2 separate regions of the Mus musculus genome follow, and region 1 is linked to region 2. Evidence: chromatin loops called from intact Hi-C (ENCODE). Cell type or tissue: heart. All regions are shown on one strand.

Region 1 (8,000 bases), 820 kb before region 2:
ATTAAATTATATATTTATTCTGCCTCTTCTTTAATAGTGCTAGCATAGTATATCTTTCTCACCCATTTACTGATTTTTATGTTTAAATTGAGGTTCTTGCAGTTACCATATAGTTGGATTCATTAAATAACTTCTGACTACCCGTGTCTTTTGGGGTTCAAGCTATTCTCATTTAAAGTGGTTATTGATATAGCTGAATTAACCTCTTTGGCCTGTCTTCCATCTCTTGCCTTTTTTCTCTCCGGATACTGGATTTACAGGTGTGGGTCATCTGATTGCAGGTTTGTGCAATATATAACTGCTTTCACAAAGTGACCCCTAGGTGAACGGCATGTGATGCCCATATATCTTGCTGTCTTAGTGATTTGATTATCAGGATCAAGAAGAAAGAAGAAAAGATCTGTGTGTTTCCTATTTGAAACTTAGTTACAATTAAGTTTGTGGAATAAGCAGGTCTGTGTCCCACGGTCAGTGACTATAGAGAAAACACTCTCTTGCTCTCTATAATTCCTCTGACGAAAAGGTAACACTGATGAGACTTTTCAGAGCACAGACGTTCAGTTGCAGACAGTGCCCACTAGGTGGTGCCGTTGCTGCGTCTCTCAGGCTTAGTTCTGAATGGACAGCTTAGTTCTGCTGCCAGCTTTTAAGGAGCCAGGGAAACTTAGTAACTCTTTCCACTTCTATGACACAGGTAGGACACAGGCCTCCTGTATTGCTGCACCAGGCAGTCATCAGTTTGCCCGCGTGGACCACTTCACTAAAAGCTCCCACAATGCTCTCTGCCATTGTCAGCATGGATGTCAGACAGGCCAACCAAACTAGAAGTACTCACATTCCGAATCTTTCAGGGTTTGGCTACTTGGGGCAAATTAAAGAATGAGAAGATAATGGCTGTTAACAAGGTGGAAGGTGCAAAGCATTGTGGTGCCAGATCCAGGGACCCACAAGCATCTGGCTGCTTCTGCTTCCATGGGGAACACACATGGGGTTGTGGCGGGGGAGAGGGAGGGAGGAGCCCCTGGAACGGGATGTCCTTCCGCTGGTGGAATACACCTTCTCTCTTGCCTTCAGAGTGGGCTCATCTGATGAAGCCCTAATTTAAAATCCCACTGCCCGGAACAGCGAGAGCTAGCAAACACTTGCTTGGGGAAAGATTCCTCCATCTTCTCCCCTTTGCTCGACTGAAGACTGGAGAGAGGAGCAGGTGCTGTGAGGCCTTAATGAAGACACAAGGGAGGTTCCTCCAAGAGGAGCCAGCCGTCCTCACCGAGGGGTGTTGTGCTTTCAAACAGCGCCCAAGGTGAGAACTGTATTCTGAAGTTAGCAATGATTCACCAAGAGCTTGGAAAAAGGGAGAGGATCCCTCTACCTGGGAGGCAGACAAGTCTGCTCGGCTTCCCTCTACACTCATCCCAGATCTTGTGGCTCTCCGACCCCTGCACACCCCCGCCCCATTCCCAACGACTCCTCAGAACACTGTATCTCACTTGGTCTGTTTTAAGGGCAACGGGACAAAATGGCCTTAGGGCATTTCCGGCGAGCATCAGGTGTAACTATCCAGCTTTTAATTACTACCTCACTGTTTGTGATTATGTTTTCTCTGCCCCCTGTCTCACGTACAGGGAAGCACGGGGAGGGCTGGTAGGGGAAGGGACATTAATATACGGTGCAAAGACTGTTGGCTCCACTTTGTTCTCATTATGTTGTCCTTAGAGACCTGCATTTCCCTCAGTTTCCCCAAATGTCACACAAGGATGATAGCTATAACAGCTGGAAGAATTCGGTGAGGGTTGGAACAATATCTCCAGACTCTCAGGCATTGACCGTCAGTCAGTCAACAGGGGCTCAGCTGTTATCTGTGAGCCCTGCCTACTTTCAAAATTTCCAAGTCGCCCATGGACCCTTTCACATGGCAGAGGCAGTAGCCCAAGAGCCTCCGCTGTTTCAGGTGAAATATATTAAAAACAACATACAAATCTGGGCTGGAGAGATAGCTCAGTGGTTAAGAGCACTAACTGCTCTTCTAGAGGTCCTGAGTTCAGTTCCCTGCACCCACATGGTGGCTCACAACCATCTGTAATGGGATCTGATGCCCTCTTCTGGCAGTGGAGCGTACATGCAGATAGAGCACTCATACACAAATAAATAAATCTTTAAAAAATACACAAAACTAGTAGAGTAGAATACTAATAAATTTTAAATATAACTATGGGGATTTAAGTTTTTGTTTCTTCCTCTCTTTTGTATTTAGAGTTCGTTTTCACTGCAGTTGATACAGAATGCACGAGAGAAAAAATCTTAAAGAGAGAAAAACAAGAGTCTGTTTCCATAATAAAAGACAGTAAATGCAATGACATTATTATATTCTTTGGAACTAGCTTAGAGGAAAATGAGTTATGGTTGGTGATGTGTATATAGAAAGATAAAGAGGTAGGGGATATGTTCTATGGGACTGTGGTGAGGTGTGGGGGAAGGAGGTGTCCCATGCTGAGGCATCCCTTCCCCCTGAGGAACCAGCCACATGGCGGTATAGTATAGAATAGAGTTTATTCAGGTCATAGGGAGGGGAGCTAAGAGGGAAGTAGAGGTAGAGAAAGGCAGAGAGAGGGAGAGAGAGTAGGGAAGTAGAGGCAGGCCATAGCCATGAGCACATGGAGAGAGAGGGAAAGGAATGGGAAGAGAGGGGGAGCAAGAGAGGGAGGAGGGGGCAAGCAGCCCCTTTTATAGTGAGTCAGGCCTGCCTGGCTGTTGCCAGGTAACAGTGGGGTGGAGCTAACAGTTGAGCTTTGCTGCAGACTGGGGAACTATGGGGCACTGTGGGGAGGTGGAGGATCCTTTGTGATGGCAAAGGCCTAGAGGTATTGTGGTTCCCCTGAGGCAGACCGTGGGGCCTCAAAAACCCTTTTCTTTCTCCTTTTGCTCCCTGGCTTGTGACATGAACGTTTTCTTCTCTGGTATACATCTCAGAATTGCCTCAGGTATTCAGTAATAACAAACATGGAAGACCCACAGAGACACTTCACTGGCATCAAGTCCCACGCCTTTTCTGCCTAATCTATAAGAACTAACAAGCAAAACTCACAGTCTACCACCACATTTGGAGCTAACTATAAAAGAAAAACAAATACTAAGATATTGAGTCAATATAATGCATTGTATTAAAAATAAAATGGAAGCCAGGTGTGGTGGCGCACGCCTTTAATCCCAGCACTTGGGAAGAAGAGGCAGGCGGATTTCTGAGTTCGAGGCCAGCCTGGTCTACAGAGTGAGTTCCAGGACATACAGGGCTATACAGAAAAACCAAACCAACCAACCAACCAAACAAACAAATAAAATGGAAATAAACAAGGCCACATGTTTAAGAATGTGAAGCATTCTGTGTTGTCAAGGACCACTGTCTATGCTATTTCATGAACTTACCACCAGAGGGTGATACAGGGTAGCATTTGGATGAACAACAAGCAAAGGATTCCAGCTTGTCAGTGAGACCCTGGGAAGTGAGCCCAGGAGGGTCACACTCATCACCACATCCCTGGAGGTTTGCAACCATGGCCTTTTGGGTTTTTTTTTTTTTTTTTTGCTTTTTTTCTCCCCTTTGTTGGAAGGCCTGCTTTGCCTGTTGAGGAACATGACTGGCTGCAAGGACAGAGCTGTTAGGTCAGGCAGGTGTGAGGCTATGTTGGCACCTAAGCGTGGCGTTTCAGAATCCCTGGGCTCTGGGCTGAGGCTGTCAGAGCTGACAATTTTCACCATTATTCTACCAGGACAGGGAGTCTATCTGAGCTCCGATGTTCCCAGTGATGAGCTGAATTTCCAGTATGCCCTTCAAGATACATTCAACACTCAGGAAAAATTGACTACAGCAACTGAACTCACTAGACCAGCCAAACCACCGTTGTATATAAAGAGACAGTATCCCTTTTTCATAACGATAGGGGATGGAAATATTTCCTTTTTTGCTTTAGAACTGGGAATGTTTTTATAGTGTACATGAGTTTTCTTCGGGATGGGATCCAAGTCTGAACATGAGATGCATTTGAGATTCTTCACTCTCTAAGCATAAGATAGAGGTAAGTTTATACAATGTTTTAAAGGTGCAGCCAGTCTTAGAAGCTCCAGTGTGGGATTTCACACTTGTGCCCTGTCAGTCCTCAAAAGGTTTCAGGTGTTGGAACATTTCATATTTCAAACATCAAACCAGGGACATATGACCTGTGTAATGAGAGCTAAGTGGCCAGGATTAGTGTCCACTGCCCGCACGTCATACATGTCTAATCCCTACTGAGAGCAGGACCCATAAAGTGGTTTTCCTTGCTCTCACAGAAGACCATTCCTAAGTATTCCCGTGACGTGCCTTTACCCATCAATTCACTACATCCGCACGATGACCTTACAAAGAAGCAGCATCTGTCCTATCAGAAGTGGAGAGGTGCCCAGAGGCATGCAGCAGGAAGGCCACACACATCAGGGATAACGGCACACACACACACACACACACACACACCTTTGCTGCTCAGCAGGCTATGGGCTATATGGGGATAGCCCTACTGGGCTTCTAACTGAACAGCCTTGTGCGTGCCATGGAAGAAAGCAACTTGTGGTCAGCAAAGAGTTTTTCTGAGGCAGAGAACTGCAAAACTATGCGGGTGGAGCCTTAATTCTGGCACATCGGCTTCTTACCTGCTATGGTATCATAAGGTTTAACTTTTCAAAGAATCCACCAGTGCCCTGGGATGTGATCCTAGGAAACAATCATCAAGGCTTTGGTGCCACACTGAGGAGGCCACGTGGGCCATAGGCAGGTAGTGTCACAGTGTAACTATAACTACCCAGCTCAGCAAAGAGGAGCCTAGGCAGGTAGTGTCACAGTGTAACTGTAGCTCAAGGTTCAGCACACACCTTATTTCCTTTTCTATTGAAGATTTGACAGTCCATGAAAAGTCTGTATACAACCAAAGGGAAACTATCCACTCCTTCTGTAGGACAAGCATCCTAGAAGTGTCATGGTTTTGAGACACGAAATCTCAAAGATGCATTTGTAACTTTTATCTTTCGTATAGGAATAGACTGTAGATACTTGTTAACTCTTTGTTGACACCAATACCACCAGTCCAAAACATGGGGAATCTAAATTGATCATTCGTTGCTGGTGTGACAGTTCTTAGTTTCGGAAGAGGCTGGAATCTTGGTACAAATGAATTTGAGCAGCTATCCATGTAGCTGGCCACCCCCCCAAAACAACAGATCGGCAGGTGACTGTGCTAACAGCTTTCAGCAAACAAACAAACAAAAAGACTGAGAGAACAACGAGCAGGTTGGGTTTCTGCACACGAGGGCAGGGAGAGGACAGAAGGGCACAGAACCCCCGTACAGTGCAGCTCAGGTGACCAAGGAAGAAATGCTGTACACCGTGGAACTTAATGTCCTGTTTTACTGACCTGAAATTAGCTAGAGAGGTAGGCACTTCCCCTTCTTCCTGGGGAGGCACTGATACGGTACTTTTACATCTTCCTGTTTCTAGGCACCACGAGGCCAACAAACAACAAACGGGAGCTCAGAGCGCTCACCGGTTGGGTTGCTAGGGTTTGAGTGTGGCTGATCCTCCAAAACCTCCCACTGAAATGTGATAGCCCAGGTACTGCGGAAGGGGGGCCTCGGAAAAAGAATTCATGTCTGCCTCCATTCCCATAGAGTAGTTCCTGAGAGAGCCAGTCAGCATAAGACATTTCACTCGCCTGCCTGCCCAATCACCCACCCCGTTCCCTGTCTTCCACACCCCCCACCCCCAAGGATGGCATCATTTTCAAATCTCCAAAGTAAACCCTCCCTCTCACCCTCGGACACAACCTTCGCATCCAGCAGACGCCAGCCCTCCAGTGACAAGGAACCAGCATTCTGCATTTCTAGAGAAGCAGTGATCCGGAGAGCGCCCTCTAGAGCCCATGCTGAAGGGCTCAGAGGAGGATGCCCCTCAGGCCTGCCTGGGTAAATTTCCCCTCAGCAGCAATGTCTGCTCTTCAAGTCCTCTGTATTTCTTCTTCCTTTTGCGGCCCACCTTTCTCTTTGGTAATCAAGGTGACTTATTCTTCTTTTTAGACTAGTTTTTTTTTTTTTTCCCGGCGAGGTCTGGGCTCCTGGAATATTCTAGAATGCTGCAGGAGATTCCACAGGACCAACACGCCTCCACTCTAGCCCCAAACCCTAATACCACACACACTTCCCAACGCCCATCGTTAGTTCAAGCACCCGTAAACATTCACAGACACAGCCTCACCTTTCCAAAGAAATGCTTAGTAGAGACAGCCAGGGCGTCGAAGCCTTGGATGGCTTTCTTCAGCTCCCTTCGAGCCAGACCCAGCTGCCTGGCCTGCCACTCACACCTGTCCCGCAGTCGCTGGGCCAGCTGCCGCTCCGCCTCCCGGGCCTGCAGGTCAGGCTTGGGTGGGAACTCATTTCGAGGAGCTGAGGTCCTCTGCTTTGGGTACCCTGTGAAGAAAGGAAGGGAGTCACTGGGGGTATTCCGTTCAACTGCATTCTGTCACGGAAGCTCCCCACGCCCATGGGACAGGGAAGGGACTGCCCCTGGTTAGTCATTTTAAGTATTAAACAGACAAAATAGGCAGGGACTTAAATTATTTATTTTGTTTACACAGTTTCAAGTGCCAAGTTTATGCTTAGAAAACAGTAACAAACACACCACCAAATTTCTTTCAGCTTCCATTTCTTTAAGGCCTGCTTGGAAAGTTTTTCTTTCTTTCTTGTTCCTTAGAGGGATTTAAACAATTTATAAACATTATTATGAAAACCTTGTAAATAAAAGCATCGGACAGCAAAAGCAGCCAGACCCACAGCCTGCTTCCTCATAATGAACTTACAGTTAGAGTCGGCATTGGAGGAGGACGCTGTCGGGTTTCACATTACATTTTATACTTTCTTTATTGAATCTATTTTATGTCCTTACCACCCTGAAATGTCTACTGGGAAATCAATCGAGAATCAGCTCTTGTAGAAGTCGGGCTTCAGCGAGCATGGCGGCTCCTCCCTTAGTATCAGAGAATCATGCTGCAAGTCCCTCCCTGCCCTTTCCTGCTCCTCTCATGACCTTGTTCTTCACCGTCAAGGTCAAGTGATAACATCTATTTCTGGGGCTTAGTTCCCATTGCACCAATGTCTTGGGGCCCCCAATGTGACTTCATATCATGCCCACAGCCACCAATCTGGTCTGAGGCTCCCACCGGCATCCAGCTTCTAATCTTCATTACATAGCGAGTAGAGTGATCTTTCCAGAGTTGTGAGGTGGTTCACCACCTGTGGGAAGTCACCCTCTGTTCCCATTGCTGTGTAAAAGAAACTGTCCTTCCCCACACTACTCACAAGGCTCCAGTGAGGCACATGGGAGGCGACATAGCTCACTTGATGAACCGGAAGGTAGCTTACAGAATGAACCCGGAAGTTTGCCTGGGGCCGGGGGGCGGAGTTAGGGAGGTTCAGAAGAGGGGCCTTTGGGGCTGAAGTTTGAGGAAGGAACGGCCCCAGGCAAGAGTTTATGCTAGACAAGGTCATCATGGCTAAGTACCTATGGACCACCATGTGGGAAGCCACATGTGCCGTTGCAGGGTGGCGCTGGCTACCGTTGGCCACCACGCATACATAGGCAGTAAAGTTTTTTGCCAAGATGAGATTTTGAGAATTAACCAATCAGATGAGAGACAAGTTAACCAATCAGATGAGAGAGAAGTTAACCAATCAGATGTAGGCATGCAAATGAGGTGGTAAGCATAACCCATGCATAACCAATCTGGGTGTGAGACACGCCTCTCCTAGGCCTATATAAGCAGCATCAGTTCTGGGCTTGGGGTCTCTTCGCCTCTGCAATCAAGCTCTCCCAATAAACGTGTGCAGATGGGTCCTGTTGCAGTGTCGTTCTTGCTGGCGAGTCAGGGCGCGCGCAAGACCACCATCCCTCCACTGAGGCACAGAGACATGCTGTCCCCACA
Region 2 (8,000 bases):
TCAGAAAACAGTGGGTTGTCCCCCATAATAGACTTGCCCCTGCTGTACAAGTAGGCACATCTCTGGCTGGTCTGTAGTGTTTGCACCCAGAATTCACTGCTGAGTGAGACTGTGGCTGACAGTTCTCCCGCTGCAGCCTGCATAGCTCCCACTGGAAACGTGAGCCAGCAGAGATGAAGCCTCCAGCTCAGTTCCACTTGAGTTTCTGTATGTCTGGCGAACAAGGCGTATGAAATCATCAGCCACCTTCCAGCTCCGGTGGGCAACCAACATCAGTGGCAGTTGCCTGTATTCTTGTGACCAACAGCTCAAGGAAGTCCACCCTTTAAAGACAGGTATAGATTTTTAAAACATATTTCTAACTGTATGTTTGTCTGTTTGTACAGGTATCTACCAAGGCCCATAGATGTCAGAACCCCAAGAACTGGAGTAATAGTGGGTTCTGAGCTACCAGATGTGGGTGCTGGGGCCTGGATCCAGGTCCTCTGCAAGAACAACTGTGCTCTTTACCTCTGAGCATCTCCTGAACCCCACACACATTATTTCTAATTACAGTGGGCCTGGAATAGAAAATAATGTCAACAATCAAACTTTAAAAGAAAATAGGGAGTCTGGAGAGAGGACACGGCAGTTCAAAGCACTGGAGAGAGGGCACCGCAGTTCAAAGCACTGGAGAGAGGGCACAGCAGTTCAAAGCACTAGAGAGAGGACACAGCAGTTCAAAGCACTGGAGAGAGGACGCCGCAGTTTAAAGCACTGGAGAGAGGGCACCACAGTTCAAAGCACTGGAGAGAGGACACGGCAGTTCAAAGCACTCGAGAGAGGGCACCACAGTTCAAAGCACTGGAGAGAGGGCACCGCAGTTCAAAGCACTAGAGAGAGGACACAGCAGTTCAAAGCACTGGAGAGAGGACACAGCAGTTCAAAGCACTGGAGAGAGGACACAGCAGTTCAAAGCACTGGAGAGAGGACACCGCAGTTCAAAGCACTCAAGAGAGGGCACCACAGTTCAAAGCACTGGAGAGAGGGCACCGCAGTTCAAAGCACTGGAGAGAGGGCACCGAAGTTCAAAGCACTGGAGAGAGGACACGGCAGTTCAAAGCACTGGAGAGAGGACGCCGCAGTTCAAAGCACTGGAGAGAGGGCACAGCAGTTCAAAGCACTAGAGAGAGGACACAGCAGTTCAAAGCACTGGAGAGAGGACGCCGCAGTTCAAAGCACTGGAGAGAGGACACGGCAGTTCAAAGCACTGGAGAGAGGACGCCGCAGTTCAAAGCACTGGAGAGAGGACACAGCAGTTCAAAGCACTAGAGAGAGGGCACCGCAGTTCAAAGCACTGGAGAGAGGGCACCACAGTTCAAAGCACTGGAGAGAGGGCACCGCAGTTCAAAGCACTGGAGAGAGGGCACCGCAGTTCAAAGCACTGGAGAGAGGACACGGCAGTTCAAAGCACTGGAGAGAGGGCACCGCAGTTCAAAGCACTAGAGAGAGGGCACCACAGTTCAAAGCACTGGAGAGAGGACACCGCAGTTCAAAGCACTGGCTGCCGTTCCAAGAAGCAGGTTCAATTCTCAGCATCTGCATGACAGCTCACAACTGTCTGTAATAGGATCCCACACCTCCTCCTGGCCTCAGAGGGCACTGCATACAAATGATACACAAACATATGCAGGCAAAACATTCATACACAGAAAAGAATGTTTTATAAATAAGTGAATAGTAGTAGAGCTGGTAATTAGATGGCGGTAGGAAGCTTACCTAGCATGCTCAAGGTGGTGTGTTGGATTCCAGCAGCAAAAACTATGAAAAAATAATCGTTGTGAAAGAGACCAGCATTGAGGAGGCAAAGGCAGGTGTGTGGCTGTGAATTTGAGACCCGTCTGGTCTACAGACAGAGTTCCAGGCCAGTCAGAGCTGCATGATGTCTGAAAAACAAAACAAAATAAACACACCTTTAAATAACCCAAGAGGCTAAGAAAAAAATAATAGAACTAGAAAATATTTTTAAAAGATAATTTAACGTACATGTCCATTCTTATGAAATACTGTTAAAGACTATAAGAAAAGTAACTTTAGCCGGACAGTGGTGGCGCACGCCTTTAATCCCAGCACTTGGAAGGCAGAGGCAGGTAGATATCTGAGTTCAAGGCCAGCCTGGTCTTCAGAGTGAGTTCCAGGACATCCAGGACTATAAAGAGAAACCCTGTCTCAGAAAAAAAAAAGAAAGAAAGAAAAGGAAGAAAAACAACTTTAAATGAATGGATTAGGAATGAGACTAAAAATAAGTAATGACATCAGGGGGAAAAATATATGTAACCCAGATATTACTAATACACAGAACCAATAGTCAATAAACACCAAGTTAATAGAACTTATTCATTGAAAAAAATCTAACAGAATGAATGAATTTTGACCAAGGAATAGGAGCTCCTGTCTGAAATCCAGCACCTAGGAGTTCAATAAGAAGGAGCTCTGACTTGAGGTCAGCCTAGACTGACCAGTGAGTTTCTAGCCTAGCCCTGGCTATACCACCAAAGTCTGTTTTACTATATTGTTTAGATATAAATGGAAAAGTAAATGACTATAAAATTGAATAAAACACAATGAAAGATGAGTGTACCCCAGGAATGTAAGCATGACTTGACAGTTGAAAATCAGTACCAACCATCACATTAACAGCATAAGAGAAGGCTCCAATGGTTTCAGAAAAAAGCAATCCATGACGTTTAATGCCCGTGTTTATTTGTTGTTTGTTTGTTTGTTCTAAGTAATAAGCTAGAGGCTAGAGATATGGCTCAGCAGTTTCAACTGTGGCTGCTCTCGCCGGGAACCTGCATTAAAGTTCTCTGCACCCATGTCAGGCAGCTCACAACTGCCTAAAACCAGCTCCAGGGGATCTGACAGGCTCTTCCAGCTTCCAGGGACACCTACACACACGTGGTATATTCAAAAATCAGTAAACTATAAGTTGAATCCTATTTAGCACAAGTTGTATCAGTCATTTCCAAGACACGGTGTATGTGTTGCTGAAATGTTGAAAACCTTTCATCTGAGCCAGGCGTGGAGGCGCACGCCTTTAATCCCAGCACTTGGGAGGCAGAGGCAGGCGGATTTCTGAGTTTGAGGCCAGCCTGGTCTACAGAATGAGTTCCAGGACAGCCAGGGCTACACAAACCCTGTCTCGAAAAACAAAAAACAAAAAACAAAACAAAAAAAATTGATAAAAAGATTCATTTATTCACTTATTCCTGTATGTATATAGGAGGAACTTTTTTATTTTGTTCCATTTATAAATTCTTCCTTTTATTTCCTGAGCTATTGGAGTTCTGTTTATGAAATTGCTGCTTGGACCTACAGCTTAGTGAGTTTCCCATTTTGTTCTAATACTTTCAAAATTTAAGATTTTTTTTAAATGCCACTGTTATGCGATTTAATAGAATTATGGAATTGTAATAAGCACAGCTGACACTAAGAGTTTAAGACAAATAAAACCATGAACTGTATGCCCTGGGCATCTGCTGTCCCTGTGTTTAACAGCAGTCGGTGTGATGAGTCGGTTAGAACTTCTAATGCAGTAATCTAGCATGTCAATCCTGACGAAATGGGAAATGAGCAAGCTGCCTAGTGAGACAAGACGTATCACAGAGCTCTAGGGTTGACTGAGCAGTCCTGCCTCAGCGAATAGGGTAAGGAGAAACAGCAAAATTCTCAACATCAACCTCAGGTCTTCACATGCACATGCATGCATGCATGCAACACTGTTTTAAAGGGTATTTAATTTGCTATTTTCTCATTGCTGTGCCTAAATACCTGACCAGAAGTGATTTACAGTAGCAAGGGTTCTATGACTTACAGTTTAAGAGGGGCCATGCCATGGCAGGGAAAGGAGCCCGCAGGAAGGATCGTGAGGGATCGTGAGGCAGCTAGTTACATTCATCAGCAGTCAGGAAGCCGAGAACAGGAAATGGGGCTGGGCTATAAGACCTCAAAGTTGGCTCCTTGGGAGCCACTTTGTCCAGCAAGGCTGCACCTCCTCCAAGAGTCATAACAGCGCCACCAGCTGGAGGCAGAGTGGAAACACATGAGCCTAACTCATTTTGTGTGTGTGTGTGTGTGTGTGTGTGTGTGTGTGTGTGTGTGTGTGTGTGTAGGGAGTTGCTGAGGTGGGAGCATTTGATATACAAACCACAGGAACTCATTGTGTGTGTGTGTGTGTGTGTGTGTGTGTGTGTGTGTGTGTGTGTGTGTGTAGGGAGTTGCTGAGGTGGGAGCATTTGATATACAAACCACAGGAAGCATTTCATCCATTTTGAGTTGACTTAGGAGAGAGACAGACAGATTATCTAGATCCCTTGTCCAAGTGAACACCCTATTTCCCCAACCCCATTTGTTGAAGTTTTATACAACATCTGTTTTGGGCATGGACACTTTTAACAAGAATCAGAGAGCTGGGCCTGTTGGTATATGTCTTCTCTTAGGGATGTTCTGTTCCATTCATACATATGTTTGCTTTCTGCATAAACCAGGCGAGTTTTGTTAGTGTGGTTCTGTAGTGTGTATGAAGTCAGGTATTTCTTCTTTCTGTTATTTTGACAATTTGGAGTCCATAAAAATTTTAGGATTTTTTTCCCTATAAGTATAGCCATTCCATCTGATCCATGAACAAAGTAGGTGTTTCCATCTTCTAATGTCATCTTTAATTTTGCTCTTTAATTCTTCAATGCTAAGTTTCACCTCTTTGGTTAAGTTGCTGTTGTTATTCTTGTTGTTATCTGAGACAGGTTTCCCCTCTGTTGCCCTGGCTGGCCAGGAACTCTGTTTGTAGATCAGGCTGGCCTCAAACTCACAGAGATCCACCTGCCTCTGCATCCCCAGTGCTGGGATTGAAGGTGTGAGGGAGGTACTACCAAAGGCTTTTTGTTGAGTTGACTCCTAAGTGTTTTCTTTTGGTTTCATTAGGGATGGAACCCAGGGCTTTGTACACAGTGGACAACTGCTTTACCACTGAGCTACCCCTGCATGTCTGGCTTTTTCCTGGTATTGTGAATGGGGTTGTTTTCTTGATCTAGTTCTCCATAAACTCATTACTGGTGTGTGAAAGATGTTGATTTCTGAATACTGCTGCTTCACCAGAGTTATCAACTCTACAGTCCTCTGGTGGAGTCCTTAGGGTCTGCTAAGTATAGAGTCATGCCTTCTGCAACAGGGGTGACTTGTCCTCCCTTTCCTGTCCGTATCCTTATTGTGTTCTCATGCCGAATTTGCTTTGCCTAAAATTTGAAATACCTGACCAAGCCAGCCCAGTCAGTCAACAGGGTCTTGAGGGAGGGAGTAAGGATTAAAAAAAAAAAAGACTATTAGACAACATTATAACATGACCCCAGCCAGGGCCTAACCAGGGCTTCCCCGCCCCCCAGTCTGATTATACCACTCTAGGTATATGCAAAGAGTAGGGTTAGTTCTAGATCAAAGGCAAAGTAGTCTAGTCAAGGAATAAACAAGGCAATAAACAGAGCCACGTGGTCACTGTGTCTAGGGGTTTATGAGGCTGAGGCATTACGAGGAATACTGTACATTCCCCAGCTGTATTCATCTTGAGCCTTGTCCTAGCCCAAGGCCAAATTCTTGTCTGAGCCTACTCCCTTGTCTTGTGACCAGGGTCTTGCTTTGAGTTTCTGTCCTGACTTCTCTGGATAATAACACCCTGTAAGACGAAATAAACCCTTTCCTTCTCAAGTTGTTTTTGGTTACCGTATTTATCACAGCAATAGAAACCTAAGTAAGACAAGAGACAAGAGCCTCCTTACTGAGGTTTTCAGGGCTTTTATAATGAAGGAATGTTAAGCAATAAATATCAAGGTTTTTTGAACATCCACTGAGATAATATGATTTCAAGTAACTTTTATCCCTGATTTTTAATGTGTTTTATATTATGCTTATTGTCATGATGAACCATCCATGGGCTAAAACCAACTTGATTATCATGTCTGAGTTATTAATATGTTTCCAAGCATCTTTTTTTTCCTCTATCTCTCTTCAAACAGGGTTTCTCTGTGTAGCCCTGGCTTTCCTGGAACTCTGTAGAGCAGAGCTCTACCTGTCTCTGCCCCTGGAGGGCTGAGATTAAGAGAATGATAGATATCCAACACCACTGCCTAGCATAGTCCCAAACATCTCTTTTTGTTTGTTTCTTTGTTTCCAAGTATCTTTTTTTTCTTTTTTTCTTTTTCTTTCTTTTTTTTTTTTTTTTTCCGAGACAGGATTTCTCTTTATAGCTCTGGCTGTCCTGGAGCTCACTTTGTAGACCAGGCTGGCCTAGAACTCAGAAATCCGCCTGCCTCTGCCTCCCGAGCGCTGGGATTAAAGGCGTGCACCACCATGCCAGGCTGTTTTCAAGTCCGGCTGTTTCCAAGTATCTTAATTGATGAATTTTGCCACTGTATTTATGAAGGGTATTGTTACATAGTTTTGTTGAGGATGTTATTATATCAGGTTTTTAACAGTGTAATAGCAGCTTTGTAGATTGGAGTTTGGAAACATTCTTTCAGTGTCTGTTTTGCAGGATAGTTTGAGGAGCACTGATACTAGCTTTTCTTTAAAGGTCTGACAAGATTTGGGCGTGGATCTTTCCTGTCGGGGCTTCTGTTGGAGACTTTTCCATAATGCTGTGCTCTCTTTGATTATTGTCACCTTGTTTAAGTTTCTTTACATCATCATGTTTCCATTCCATGGGTAATAGGTATGTATGTGTGGGGCGGGGGGTGGGGGGGAGACAGAGAGACAGAGTCACAGAGAAAGACACAGAGAGAGAGAGAGACAGGGAGAGAGAGAGAGAGAGAGAGCTGTCGTTTTCTAAGGCACTGGCATTTGCTTTTCAACCTCTTCCCCAATGATCCTGTGGGGTTTACTGCCATCTGCTGTACCATTACCTTCACCTCTCTAGCGTACTCACTTGAGCAGGCACAGCTATTAATTAATTATAGTATGTCTACGGGTTCTTTTCTAGTTGTGTCCACTGGGATAATAAACGCTTCCTCTACCTGGCTTTATGTCTCCTGGTTTGGACATAAAGCCAGACGATTTGGAGAATTTGCTGATTACGTTTCCTATGGCTTTAGTCAGTAGTTCTTCTGACTGTGATGGTAAGTTCAGTCTTTAGTGGCGTCCCATAGGTCCTTGTATGTTCTTTTCACTCTTTCCCTATCCTTCATTTGTGTGTGTGAAGGTGTGAATCCTTCAACTTAGTCTGTGGTCCCTGAGGTTCTCTCTCATACTCTGTCCTTCGTCTCTTGGTGAGGCCTCCAGCTTTTATTTGATTCATTGAGATTTGAAGTTCCAAGATTTCTTCATTAGTCGAGGCAGTGTTTCCTGTAGCCCAGGTCAGCCAGAAACTTGCTTCAAAGTGAACGCTGGCCCTTAACTTCTGATCCCCCTGCCTCCACCTCCCAAATGCTGGGATGGCAGCTGAGGGTGGTGACACATGTCTTTAATCCCAGCACTCAGGAGGGAGGCAGAGACTGGGGGATCTCTGTGAGTACATAGTGAGACCCTGATTAAAACAAACAAACAAAAACACAGAACTATATATTTTCTTGCTTATTTTCTTCAGAGTCTTTGTCTCTTCCGGAATGTCTCCTGTATGCCTTGCACTGTCTTCCTTAATCCAGTCAGCCATTCATTTGCTTGAACACACTGACAGCTGTTAGCATGACGCTTTTCTAGCCTTTCTGCAGGATTCTGTTCACTTCAGTATCCTTGGGATCCATTTGTAGAAAGCTGTGGGCCTTTAGAGAGACCCTGTTACCTTCTTTTTCATATTTCTATGTTAAGATAGATCTCTTATTTGGGGTGATACCTCTTTTGGTATTAAATAAGGCCCTTGTCTTCATGATACACTTTGACTATCAGCTTGTGTACTGTAGACTCCAATTCCAAGCAGACTTCACAGTAGTTTCTATGTTGCTTCTTGGCTGTAATCGGTGCACTATGATACCATGTCT

The links. Hi-C counts contacts between places; a loop is a spot of excess contacts. Peaks named below come from ENCODE experiments on the same cell type or tissue, not always from the same donor. Only the 100,000 strongest peaks of a DNase experiment are listed, where the experiment ranks them.
Region 1: a loop joins it to region 2, with 5 times the contacts of the local background. A loop is called at or near these places in 5 of 42 quality-filtered maps.

The regions. Positions count from the first base shown.
Region 1 is chr5:148,234,755-148,242,754 of GRCm38, reverse strand. It overlaps Mtus2 (microtubule associated tumor suppressor candidate 2), which reads right to left. Exons shown (of 15, transcript NM_001359503.1): 7 at 6,278-6,489. Among named protein-coding and RNA genes, the nearest start is that of Gm46928, 89 kb to the right of the region's middle. In heart, CTCF peaks have their summits at 3,443 (motif pointing right) and 5,946 (motif pointing left); no DNase peak of the experiment used is centred here; H3K27me3 peaks cover 522 bases.
Region 2 is chr5:147,414,555-147,422,554 of GRCm38, reverse strand. It overlaps D5Ertd605e (DNA segment, Chr 5, ERATO Doi 605, expressed), which reads right to left and starts at 3,935. Exons shown (of 3, transcript NR_033625.2): 1 at 3,854-3,935; 2 at 1,759-1,925; 3 at 1-323. In heart, CTCF peaks have their summits at 4,032 (motif pointing left) and 6,935 (motif pointing left); a DNase peak (open chromatin) is centred at 3,974; H3K4me3 peaks cover 182 bases.